Regions from separate parts of the Homo sapiens genome. Here regions 2 and 3 are each linked to region 1. A link is a loop called in an ENCODE intact Hi-C map of the cell type or tissue named here. Cell type or tissue: PC-3. All regions are shown on one strand. Each heading gives the region's core, and the rest is flanking DNA. Links, peaks and the distances in the headings are about the cores only.

Region 1 (2,500 bases), core at 1-2,500:
TTGGTTTGGGGTTTGTCTCATCAAAAAAATGTCTACAGCAATGCAATGTTCTCCAGTAAAGAGATTTTGAGAGCACAAGGTATGGTGTTGCTACTTCATTCAATCAACATTTTAAGAGATTTTGTTGCCATGACTAAAGAAAGTAAGAATAAATTATTCAGAAATAACCACACAGACTTTAAGTTTCTAAGCATTCAGTATATTTTGGAACATAACAGTGTTGATATAGGCTCAGTACCTGCATACATCATTAAAGGGGAGTAAAAGCATGTTTTTAGTAACTTTTTTTTTCCCCAATAGGATACTCGATACTCCAAGCTATTATGGAAAAAGCAGGACAAAATGGTTGGCATGTCAGCGCTATATGTGTGGAAAATTTTAATGATGTCAGCTATAGGCAACTTCTAGAAGAACTTGACAGAAGACAAGAGAAGAAGTTTGTAATAGACTGTGAGATAGAGAGACTTCAAAACATATTAGAACAGGTAAGTCCTAGATTTTATATTTTTAACCTAGACCCTATACAGAAAAATTTAACCTTTGATTGACTTGTCCCCATCAACATCTTCTCCCAGCTTTTAATTTGGAGTGTGAGGTTTGAGAGTTTTCATTCCATGACTATCTTCAGGACCAAATCACAATCTTTTATCACCAAGGACCTTTTTGGTTCTTAAGTCTCAATGTATTTAGAAAGCTATTTCTCACATATTCTTAAGACTTGAATGAGTGAAAGACTCTGTGTGAATCTTGAAGAGCTCTTGGCCTCCAGTTTTCGAAAATATTAATGTTGAAGATTAATCCCATCTAAAAATAGTACAAAAATTCTAAATTTGTGGGTGCACCATTTTTAGAGGCACACTTACTTTAGAGAAGTGCTACATGAGAAACAGCAACATAAATTACTAAAGCAATAAAATAAAAGAAAAGTCAGTGGAATACTGTATATAATTTAGTGGAATACTGTATATAGCATGTTTTCTGCTAGGTATTATAAGTCAATACATTACTACCCCAGTGGAGATGGTTTTCAACTCTCCTCAAAATGGAAAAGTCCTTGAATAAATGTTTCAATAAATATTTGTTGATTTGATTTGAAGCAGCCAGGAAAAGATTAAACTGAGCTTTGCCGTTGTATTAAATGATAGGAAAATATCATCAAATAATGGATAACATCTGCCTTTCCCTACCCCTGCAGATCATGATAAAGCTTTAAAGGCTCTTTGGCCAAAATTGCAGTGAGTGAATGCCATCTAGTGGTTTTAGAAATGCTTGCTCATATTATCTACAATACGTTAGTTCAGCCAGACATGGGTAATATAATTTTTTGTTGGTTAGTTTTTTACATATAGCTTAACTGCATAATTATATGACTTGATTTCCATTAGTAAACTTGCCAATTTGGAGGTTTATTTATAGGAATAACTTTAGTATTCAATTGTAAGAATGAAAACCAAAATATATTTCAGAGATTCAGCTTTACTATTTGCAGGCAAGGGACTAGATGTCTTCAGTTTCCTTCCTCAACTATATTAGCATTTGTAAAAGTGAAAAGTAAAAGAAAACAAACAAACAAAAATGTTGTATTGCTAAAGTCTAAAGAAGCCAGACCATAAGAGGAAATAACAGAGTATTTACTTCCTGTCGTCCCTTTGTAGAAGAAAAAGCTAAATATATATATATATATACTGAAGAAATATATATGTTATTTTGGGAAATATTAATTAAAAGCCTATACATTACTCGGGCTTATTCCTAAGAGAGTCCAAAAAATTTTTGAAGTTGTAGCTATTCAATGTATATGAAATTTTTAAATGGTTAGTTACAGAATCCAAGAAAAATCTTTCTTCTTTCTTAAGCAATACAGCCACTTTACCTCCGACTCCCATTTCCCTCCCTCCCACTCCTGCCCCTGTATTGAGAGTTTGAGTTGTTTGACCTGAACAACTGAAGCTTTGTAAATAACTCACGATGAATCCCACAGAGCAGCCAATTCTAAGAACTGCCTGGATTGCCAAGTTCCTGTCAGAGGGTGAGTAAGGCTCAGAAAGACCCTCCACTTAGCACCTGTGCTTAAAAGACCAAGTCTGGAGGAGGCAATTGAGTGCCTAAAGCACACTGACCCATTTCAGAGGCTTAGCTGGTTTCTAAGAAGAAAATTGGCACACCTGGGTGCTTTGGATAAACTCTGAATAAGCCGTAAATGAGCTCCTGCTAAAGAAACTGGACATCTTATATATTTTTTGTCATATTAAAGAAATTAGAAAACTTGAGTGTCTACCTTTTCTATTCTTCTTGCCAAATTCTAAAAGGTTTCTTTTCTATCATGGTTGCATGGTAATAATAATAATAATAGTAAGAGAACTTTGTCCATTTAAAATGCCTCTCAGGTATAAATCTCATAAATTGCAATAAAGTCTACTGCATTGTGAGAAAATAATGTACTCTTAATTGTCCTATAAAATTTTCCTCCAAGAAAAGCTGTGTTTTTATTCTGAACATG
Region 2 (4,557 bases), core at 1,236-3,735, 1.2 Mb before region 1:
GGGAATCAGTGTGAGGTGCAGAACCAGGAAACAGTGAGCACAGTGATACCAGGAAAGGCAGGACCAGAATATTTTAATATATTATAAAGTGATAGTAGGTCACTGAGATAAAATATAACCTTTAGAAGAATGTGTTTTATGTGGGTTATAAATGGAGTCACAAAAGAATTTTTGCCTTTCCAAATTATTTACCTTGCCTGGAGGCAAACATTCATTTGGAAAAAGGAATTAGTTCCCACAATAGTAGTCAAAAAAATTGTTTATACCATGAATAATTTCTCTGTTTTATGTTTATCTCACTCTTTCTCTAGATCTCTAATTTTAGATTCAAAATGATTAATTTTTAAAATACTTTGAATAAGATCATTCTAGATTGACAAAACTAGTATAGTTCATACTTCTTTAAAATTTTAAATATTTGGTCATTAATTATGATTACTTGTAAGATTTATATAACAAGAGAAAAAGTTAATTTGTAAAATTGAAAATTTTACTGGAGACATTAAGCTAAATATTTGAATTAGAATCAAACTGCTCATACAATTATTCTCAAAAATGCCACAATGGTTCTAGATGTGATTACCAATCTGTACCTTCATTCTCTTAATTCTCCTGTTTTCTCTTCGACTCTTCCTTTCCAAGTCTCCACCAGGTCTCCTATTCCTCCTCCACCCCTTTATACCTCCTTATGAGTCGCCATTCCACCTTTCACACACCCACTGATCATCTTATTTGTTCTCTTTGAAAAATCTCTCTATTCACACGTGTTTAACTGTTGTCTACATGCACAGTGTCTTGGTCAGTTTGGGCTGCTAAAACAAAGTACCTTGGTTTGAGTGGCTTAGACACAACAGAAATTTATTTCTCCTAATTCTAGAGACTGGAAGTCTGAAATCCGGGTGCCAGCATGGTTAAGTTCTGATGAGGACTCTCTTCTGGATTGTAGACCGCCAACTTCTACTTTTATCCTCACATGGTAGAAAAAGAGTAAAAGAGTTCTTAGGGTCTCTTTTGTAAGGGCCCTAATTTCATTCATGAGTGCTCCACCCTCATTACCTAATTATTTCCCAATACCTCGCCTTCTGATATAATTATATTTGGGAATTAGAATTTCAACAAATGAATTTTGGGTGGACACAAACGTTTGGTTTATAATACTTAGATTATCACATTTTACCCTGATCTTTCCCTAACCTTACAACTCCTATATCCATTGAACATATCTACCTGGAGATCCATGATGACTCAAAGGCAACATTTCTAATAGTGAACAATACACCATTTTTTTAGCCAGTTTTTTTTTTTTATCCTTCCCTATTTCTGAACACAGTTCATGAAACCATTGTGTAGCTTCTGAGAAGTAAAGCTAACTTTCCTACGTTTAGTCCCTATTATTTGCTAGCCTATTTGTCTTGGTTTTGACTCCCTTTTCATAATTCTGCATATGCTTATCTCACAACTACGGCTCTTCTCTTTCAATTTGAATGGCATTGGATTAACACACAAATCTTTCCTTGACTGTGAGATCTGTTCAGTTTCTCAAAACAACTAGTTTTCAAAATTTTGTTTTCTAATACCCTGCTTCAAGGAGATTAACTAAGAGATAAATTATTTAAAACATACTCTCCAAGTTTCTTCAATTCCCGTGGTCCCCATGGACTTCAGCTATAGCTTTTATGCAGCTCTTCAATTAAGAATCAAGCCTGTACAATAAACAAATGCTGTTTAAGAAAATTATATAAATATACTGATTTGATTCACTTGAGTATAAGTTCCCAACTCAGATAAATCTTTAAAGTGCATAGTATTAATTTTTCATGTCATTCATTTTCCATTTCCCAATAGTTATACAAACAATGATTTCGGAGGTCAAACCAGCTATCTTCTCCCCAGTGTAACTTTATCTTTATTTCCCACAGACACGAGAACTATCAAATACCAATTCTTTTGATTTCTCTTCCTTCCTTCTCCATACCTATATCTTTACTCATTCTCATGTAAATAGATATTGTGTCCTGAGTGAGATTTTTCTGTTGTTTTACAATTGATGCTAAGACCCAAAGCTAAGAATAGAAATTCCTAAGTACCTCATATTTTAAATTCAGAGATCCAACTATTGGACTAGCCATCTTCCATAGGGATAATTGAAAAGTACCATCATAGAATGTATACTCCACCATTGCTTCACCAAATCTACCTGATAAAATAAGAGAACCCATATGGGAGAAAATGGCAGTGCTCCTTAAAAGAAGCTACTCTTCCCTATGGGAGGCAGAGTCTGCTTCCCCTTATCAAATCAAAAGAGAAAGGACTACTCTTGAGTATGATAAATATAATTTACATATCCCTTAGGAAAAATCTGAGTAACCAGTAGGTACTCAGAAATTCATGGCTAAATTATGCAAATAACATCTGTCTTATTTTTCCAGAATCAGTGTTGCTCTGTGCACTCTTTCTTGAAGGTTGGGAAATTGCCCTTGAAGAATTAGTAGATATAGACCAACAAAGCTATGAGATATTTCAAAAATGTAACTGTCACAAGATAATGAATAATGCTATTGGTATTCATCTGGCAGACCCATTGACTCATTATTTGAGCTGAAGGTAAACAGTTCATGTTCTTTACTACATTATCATCAGTGCCAGAGAGACAAAATGAGATGTAGTGGGATAGGTATACACAGAGCCCATCCAGCCTCAGTCTAAAAGAAGTTTACTGATAAAGCGTTCCCTCATTCAAATGTACAATTATCTGCCTAATTGAAAACTGAATTTAAATATTTTCCTGGGGGAAAAATGCCAGTTTGATGCTCTGTTTTTTTTTTTCTTTTAAAGTCTTTGCCGATGTAAAATGAGAAAATTTTATTGCAGGGTGCAATGATTTAGCATGCATTAAAATTAAGTATCTAAAATATCTACAGGGCCTGAAAAGGTATATGGAAATGAGCTGTTTTCCAAGTTAATGCCACAGGAAATGACAGCTAAGCTGATCTCTTTTTCCCACAGCCTTTTAATGATGCATTTCTCTTAGCATTTGAAAGGACTTTAGATCTAGCAGGTTTCAACTCTAGGGTATAGCTGATTCAAAGTGAAATTAGTGTTGGGTTCTAATATGTTAATTCAGAAATAACTGGTAGATTCATTTATAGGAGCTCAATTTCCATGAGTGATATGTAGGCATATAGGCAAACTTATGAAATGAGCAATGTTTATCTCTAGTTGCTCCAGCCTTTCCATTTTCTAACCTGCCTTGATAATTTCTACAACTTTCATATCTTTTTTTTCTAAAGATGTTCTCTGATCCTTCATTTGACTAATCTGTACATGCAAAATATAAGTTCCTTTTTCCTTATAAACCCCTTTTTGTTACACATCAATAGACCACAAGAACAAAGGACAGTAATATAGTTATCAGGATATTGATTTGGAGTGAAAATTATGAGAAAAAATTTATGGGAATGTTGTATATGTAAGGATTGCAAATATATATTATATTATCACATATAATTTTAAAAAGGTACAAATTTATATATTAAATTAGCTTTGAAGATATTCTACACTATATTTTGTCTATGAGAAAATTGATGACAGATGAGTTAAAGAAACTAAACATGACACAAAGTTAAATTTAATCACAATGGTGGCTTTATAATTTTTTGAAAATGTTCAACATAGAGGAAGGTAAGAATTAAAGGTCTCAGTTTGTTGAAGTCAATATGTAGATGTAATCGGCAATATGAAGCCACTGTGAAAGTCCTATCACATTCCTTGTGTTTTGTGGAACACTGGATGTTGAATTGTAGGACTAGATTTTTCATTCTCAATGTCATCAGAATTATGAACATAATATGTAAAACATCATTTATTAGCAACAGTTTTAAAAGCTATAGCTTCGTATTGGTAAAAATGAATTAAAAGAAAAATATTGAGATTTTGAATTTATTAATATTAGGAGTAATTCTATTCAGAATAAAAAAACAACTATCTAAGCTGAAATAAACTTTAATATAATTAAAAGTAACATATTATTCATAGGTGATGTCGTTTGTTACAACAATTCTACATACTTTTAAGGACTGTTTCAGAAATTTGTTCTGCTGAAACTGACTCATATGAACTCCTTTCTTCTCATTAACTACCCTGAACTTTTTCTATTTCCAGTGCACATTGTCTTTCTGCCAACTCTAAACCTCTAGGCATAATCCAGATCTCACAAAGAGAGGTGAAGATACAATAATCGTGGGGACTATGTGATTAAAGAGTTTTTGGCATTGGACCCATATCCAGATGATTCAGTTAGTTGCATTGGGCTTATGTCCAGACAAGAAGGTTACTGAGGCCAGACACATCTCCTTTTAATGACTCTGGGAGCTCTGTAGTTAGTACTGGTAACTACGTCCTTACAGATGTAGCACAGCTCCATGGAAGTAGGTAACAGACTAACTTTTGTATTAGTCCCAGCTCAATCCATTAATAGTTTTGTCTTTAGCAAGCAATTTCAGCAACATTTACATCTATTTAAAGCAATTTTAAAAATAGTTAAATGAATAAAGAATA
Region 3 (4,557 bases), core at 1,236-3,735, 1.7 Mb before region 1:
AATGGTAATACCACAGAAATGTATATCTATTTATATCTGCTAGCCCTTTGAAGGAACACAGACCGTTGCAATATCTAAGATTGTGTTCACCCTCTAAGATCTAATTGCACCCCATTGGGGACAATATTGCCCCACTTGAAGAATGCATGCTCATTTAGGAAAAAGCTGCCATTTGAAAATTTTCTAAACTAACAATCCATTATGAATATTAACATTTTTTACTCTATATAAAACAAATTTTAATGTGTAACTACGTTTTTCTCCTTCCTAGTCTTGCTTGTAAGATGACATTGACATTGAGGAAAGTATTGAGCAATCAGAACTAATCAAAGAGAGTGTGTGTGTGTGTGTGTGTGTGTGTGTGTACTGTTAAAGTAACTGCAAAACAGTTTTAACTGAAATATGAAGAAATGAGAAATCCAGGGTAGTTTTTAAAGCTTTCATGAAACATAGCATTTCCCATATAGACTGAACAGATGTATGGAGATGTATAGAGTTTTAACAATGGAAACTAAAATGAGATTATTCTCTTTCAAAAAAAAAAAAACCTGCTGAGCTACATAACTTGGTTTTAGTCAGAATCTTGGGTTAATGGGCAATGGTTACATGCTTTTCATTTTCTGTCCTTGACTTCTTGTAACTGATACTTGGGAGGGTGAGGATTACAAAATTATGGCTATGAAGTCATGCAAATTACAAGTGGAATTTTACTCTATGTAGCTAAAAGGACATATAAAGTGCAACTAATAACAAACCTACAAGATCTGTCCCTAGTGGAAACATTAAAGAGTAAAGACAAAAAACCACACAGTTTGGTGTTGGGCCTAATCCTTAAGTGTAGTAAAAAAATAAATAAATAAATAAATTACGTGCTTTTAACTAAGACAGAGAGTTACCAAAAATGCACGGCTGGAATCTTTTACATAAAAACGCTATGAAAAAGTAAGATGACTCTGTGGCTTCCCCTGCTACAAATCTACACCACTTCAGGTGACGAGTACACTGATATCCATAGTCTACTCATCATCAGATAACATAATGAAATTTTGGTTTCCCTGCAAAGTCCAAAAGTCATTTAGTAAATTCCAAATTAAGGACATACCAAGAAAGAAACTGATAAGATGGCTAATAGGAATTTACCAAGACAGTCAAATACTGTCAGCTGAAACTGTGAAGCCATCAACAATTGCTTGATGGTCTCCTTGGGAGATGTGTTAGTACTTTAAGCAAGCAGGAGAGAAAGATACTGATGTAGGAAAAAACAAGATCCAAAAGCCTATGGGTCAGTTCAGGTACATGGCAGAACAGCTAAAATTTGCTGGGAACATCAGCTACAGTTTTAGGTGGAGGCCCCAGAAAGTAAATAAACTCAGCTTAGGGTCTCTGGAACCAGTGACCCAGGTGTCCTCTAGAGTAAAGGAAAACAAACAAGCTGGCTTGGGACCTTGCTTAGGACAGCTGTTTCAGGAGCTGTGCTCCTTGTAGATAATTGGAAGCCGCTTCTGCAAGGAAACTAGCAGCAGAAGCCTGGTGCCCCTGTGGTACTGATGAAACCCCAGAAGCCTTGGTCTCCTACACTCTGAGCTTCTGAGTCAGGGTGAACTTCAATAGGAAAGTCACTTAGGGGACCTAAAGGGCAATAGGCTGCACACTGCCATTTCCCGAAAATAAATAGTAAATTGTCACTGTTCCAGATATAACTGCTAGATTGAAACGCACGATTTCTCCTCTCACTCGTAAAAATAAATAAATAAATAAATAAAATTTAAATAAACGTCTATCACCCAGGGAAAGCTACTCTTGACTCCTTCCACCTATCAAAATTGCCTAAGAAAGGTTGAGTCTGACCAAGGGGCGGCGCAGCTTGCAACTTTCGCCAACTCCGGGATGAGGCACCGCATCCTGGTACCAGAGGCTTGGACACCAAAATGACTTCTCTAGGGTGCAGCAAGGTGAGCCACCTGGCTTATCCTATCCCCATCAGCACGCGTCCCACACCTCTCAGTCCCATTCCGGAAATGGAGCTCTCTCAGGACTGGATACAGGCAGGAGACCTCCCTCCCCAAACAATGCATTCAGCCCGAGTTCACATTCAAGATTCAAAAAGAAAGGGGAAAAACATAGAAAGAACAATAACAATAGCAAACATGATTTTTTTTTCAGTTAAAAAATAAAATGAGTCTCTTACCATCTCGCCTGAGGTTGGCGTTGCGCAAAGCTTTGATGGATGCGCTCTGCGGGGTTGCAGAAGTGTCCCGACAGCTGCAAAAGTTTGCGCAGATTAGAGTGTAGACAAAGATGAGCCGGTGCATTTGGGATCAGCGACTAGAGACAGCGTCGCTCCAAGAAAAAGCCGGGTTCTGCTCCCGGGACCGACGCCGCGCCGCCCTGCGCTCTCGCCGCCTGCGCTCGCCCTGCGCTGGCCCGGGTCGCTGTGCTAATCGCCGAGCTCTCCCCAAACTTCCTGCATGCTGAACTTTCCGAGCGCGTGTGGGTGCCGCACTTCCTTGTGGTGCTGAGCTGATAAATGGTGACGGGACAAACAACAGGTTGACGTTTGTTTGTTCGCCCCCTCCGGTGGCCGGCAGCTGCAGCACAGGCTGCAGGGGGCGGGCAGCGCCGAATCTAGCGGGGCAGGCGAGCGGAGCAGCAGCGTTCTCCAGCCCCGGCCGCGGCCCCTGAGAGGCGCGCACTCGGGCTCAGAGCGGCGGCGCGAGCACCTCAGCTCCCCAGTTTCCCAGGCCGGGCCTAAACCTGCTCTGCCACTGAGCATGCCCAGTTTAATCGCCGGCCGGGACTCTTCCCACCGCCCTGGGCTTTACCCTCCTGGTTGGACCTGTAAGGGCTCAGGAAACAAACTCGCCAGGAGGAAGTGGGAGAGGGTAGAATCCCAGCACTTCTTCAGAGGTGACTGGCACATCCACCCACAAGCCACAGCTCTCCGCCTTGATGGTGGTGGGATGTGGGGACAGGGACTGGAGTTGGGAGTGTTTATTTTACAATAACCAAAATGAGACTCTACTTAGTTAAAATTTCACTGTTTATAGTGAAAAAATACAATCACAAAGGAGCTTAATTCCGAGCTTTTCTTTGAGCTCCCATCAGTGTGACCTTTGGGTGAGTCAAGGGTACCTTTTCAGGGAATAAAATAAAAATAAAAGTATATCACCCAGAGAAAGCTACTCTTGAGTCCCTCCATCTATCAAAAATGCCCGAGAAAAGGTCGAGACTGATGGAGGGATGGCGTAGCTTTCACTTTTCGCGAACTCCAGGATGAGTCAGGGCATCCTGGTACCAGAGAGTATTGGACACCAAAATGCCTTTTCTAGGGTGCAGCAAGATGAACCACCTATCACACAGGGCTGTAGACGTGATGGGCCATGTGGTGCAGTGTACAATAAGGGCAAGAAGTCTTCACGAGCGTTTTTATATGCACTAGCTCCAGCCCTTCCACAGGAAAGGGCAACAGGACAGAGTGGGGTTGAGCAGGAACAGACTGAGCAAGGGGAAGAAGTTGCAGAACACTGTGCTCACTTGCCTTCACAGTCCATAGGAAGAGGCATGGGTCGTTGAGGCTTTTGGGATTCTCCCTACTCTGCGTCTGGAAGCTCAGCAGTTGAAAGGGGCTGCCTCTGGTTTACATCGTGTGTCTGTCTGCCCATGGGAGGGGACTGTATTTGGAAAAGGAATGAGTCCAGACTCGCTGCTCACTGGCTTTGTCCCCTTGAGCAAATCATCTGATCTTTCGAAACTCAGTTTATTTATTTGCAAGAGTAGCAATTGTTAATTTGTATGGTTGTGGTGAGAATGATGTGAAAAAATGTTTAGCATATTGTTTTGTTTGTAGCTGAATCCAAATCCAAATTTATATGATTTCTCAATTTTCCGCTGATGAGATCTAGAAGAGAAAATTTTCAGTCTTTTTCAGGCCTTCCAGCTCCTGAAAGTCTGGCATATGGTAAGTGATATCCATACATAGGGAACTTTAAGTGGCTGAGAAGGGCAGGAAGTTCTGGAAAAGGTAGCCTTGTCAAGTTATTATACCATCCAACAAGGACGAGGGTTCATGTGTCCCTTCAACATAGTCAAAGATCAACATGTTTCATCTCTATTGGCTTTTTGGCTTAAAATGGTATTTTACAAAATTTAGGTTTGTGGGCCATGAAATCAACTTCAATACCAGAATAATTGTTTAAATAAATGGATTGGAATACAATAGTTTAGAAATTTAATTATCAGGGTTCATTGGAGATAATAATATTGTTTTATGAATATTTTGTTTCAGATACACGAACACTACAATATAATAGTTATTTCTTTGGGGCATGATCAAAAAAGTTTGAAAGCCCCTGGAAAAAAAGATCTAATTACATTGTTTCAGGATATAGTGAAACCCTGGGAGAGACACTAAGGATCATTTATTCATTCAACAGGTATTAATTAAGCATTAGTTTTTCCCCTTGTGTTATGCCCTGGTCTAAAAATCTTGGGGATTAAATTGTGAACAAGAAATAAAGTTCCTAATCTCTTTGAGTTTACATTATAATAGAGGAAAGG

What was found. Peaks named below come from ENCODE experiments on the same cell type or tissue, not always from the same donor. Only the 100,000 strongest peaks of a DNase experiment are listed, where the experiment ranks them.
Region 2: a loop joins it to region 1, with 5 times the contacts of the local background. A loop is called at or near these places in 3 of 110 quality-filtered maps.
Region 3: a loop joins it to region 1, with 3 times the contacts of the local background. A loop is called at or near these places in 9 of 110 quality-filtered maps.

The regions. Positions count from the first base shown.
Region 1 is chr11:105,861,724-105,864,223 of GRCh38, forward strand. GRIA4 (glutamate ionotropic receptor AMPA type subunit 4) reads left to right here. Exons shown (of 17, transcript NM_000829.4): 5 at 301-485. Among named protein-coding and RNA genes, the nearest start is that of MSANTD4, 160 kb to the right of the region's middle. In PC-3, for the core only: a CTCF peak has its summit at 1,273 (motif pointing left); a DNase peak (open chromatin) is centred at 1,238.
Region 2 is chr11:104,621,163-104,625,719 of GRCh38, forward strand. No RefSeq gene overlaps it. Among named protein-coding and RNA genes, the nearest start is that of LINC02552, 14 kb to the left of the region's middle. In PC-3, for the core only: no CTCF peak of the experiment used is centred there; a DNase peak (open chromatin) is centred at 2,569; H3K4me3 peaks cover 502 bases; H3K27ac peaks cover 1,217 bases.
Region 3 is chr11:104,161,616-104,166,172 of GRCh38, forward strand. It overlaps PDGFD (platelet derived growth factor D), which reads right to left and starts at 2,532. Exons shown (of 7, transcript NM_025208.5): 1 at 2,189-2,532. The coding sequence starts at 2,312. In PC-3, for the core only: a CTCF peak has its summit at 2,576; a DNase peak (open chromatin) is centred at 2,716; H3K4me3 peaks cover 1,721 bases.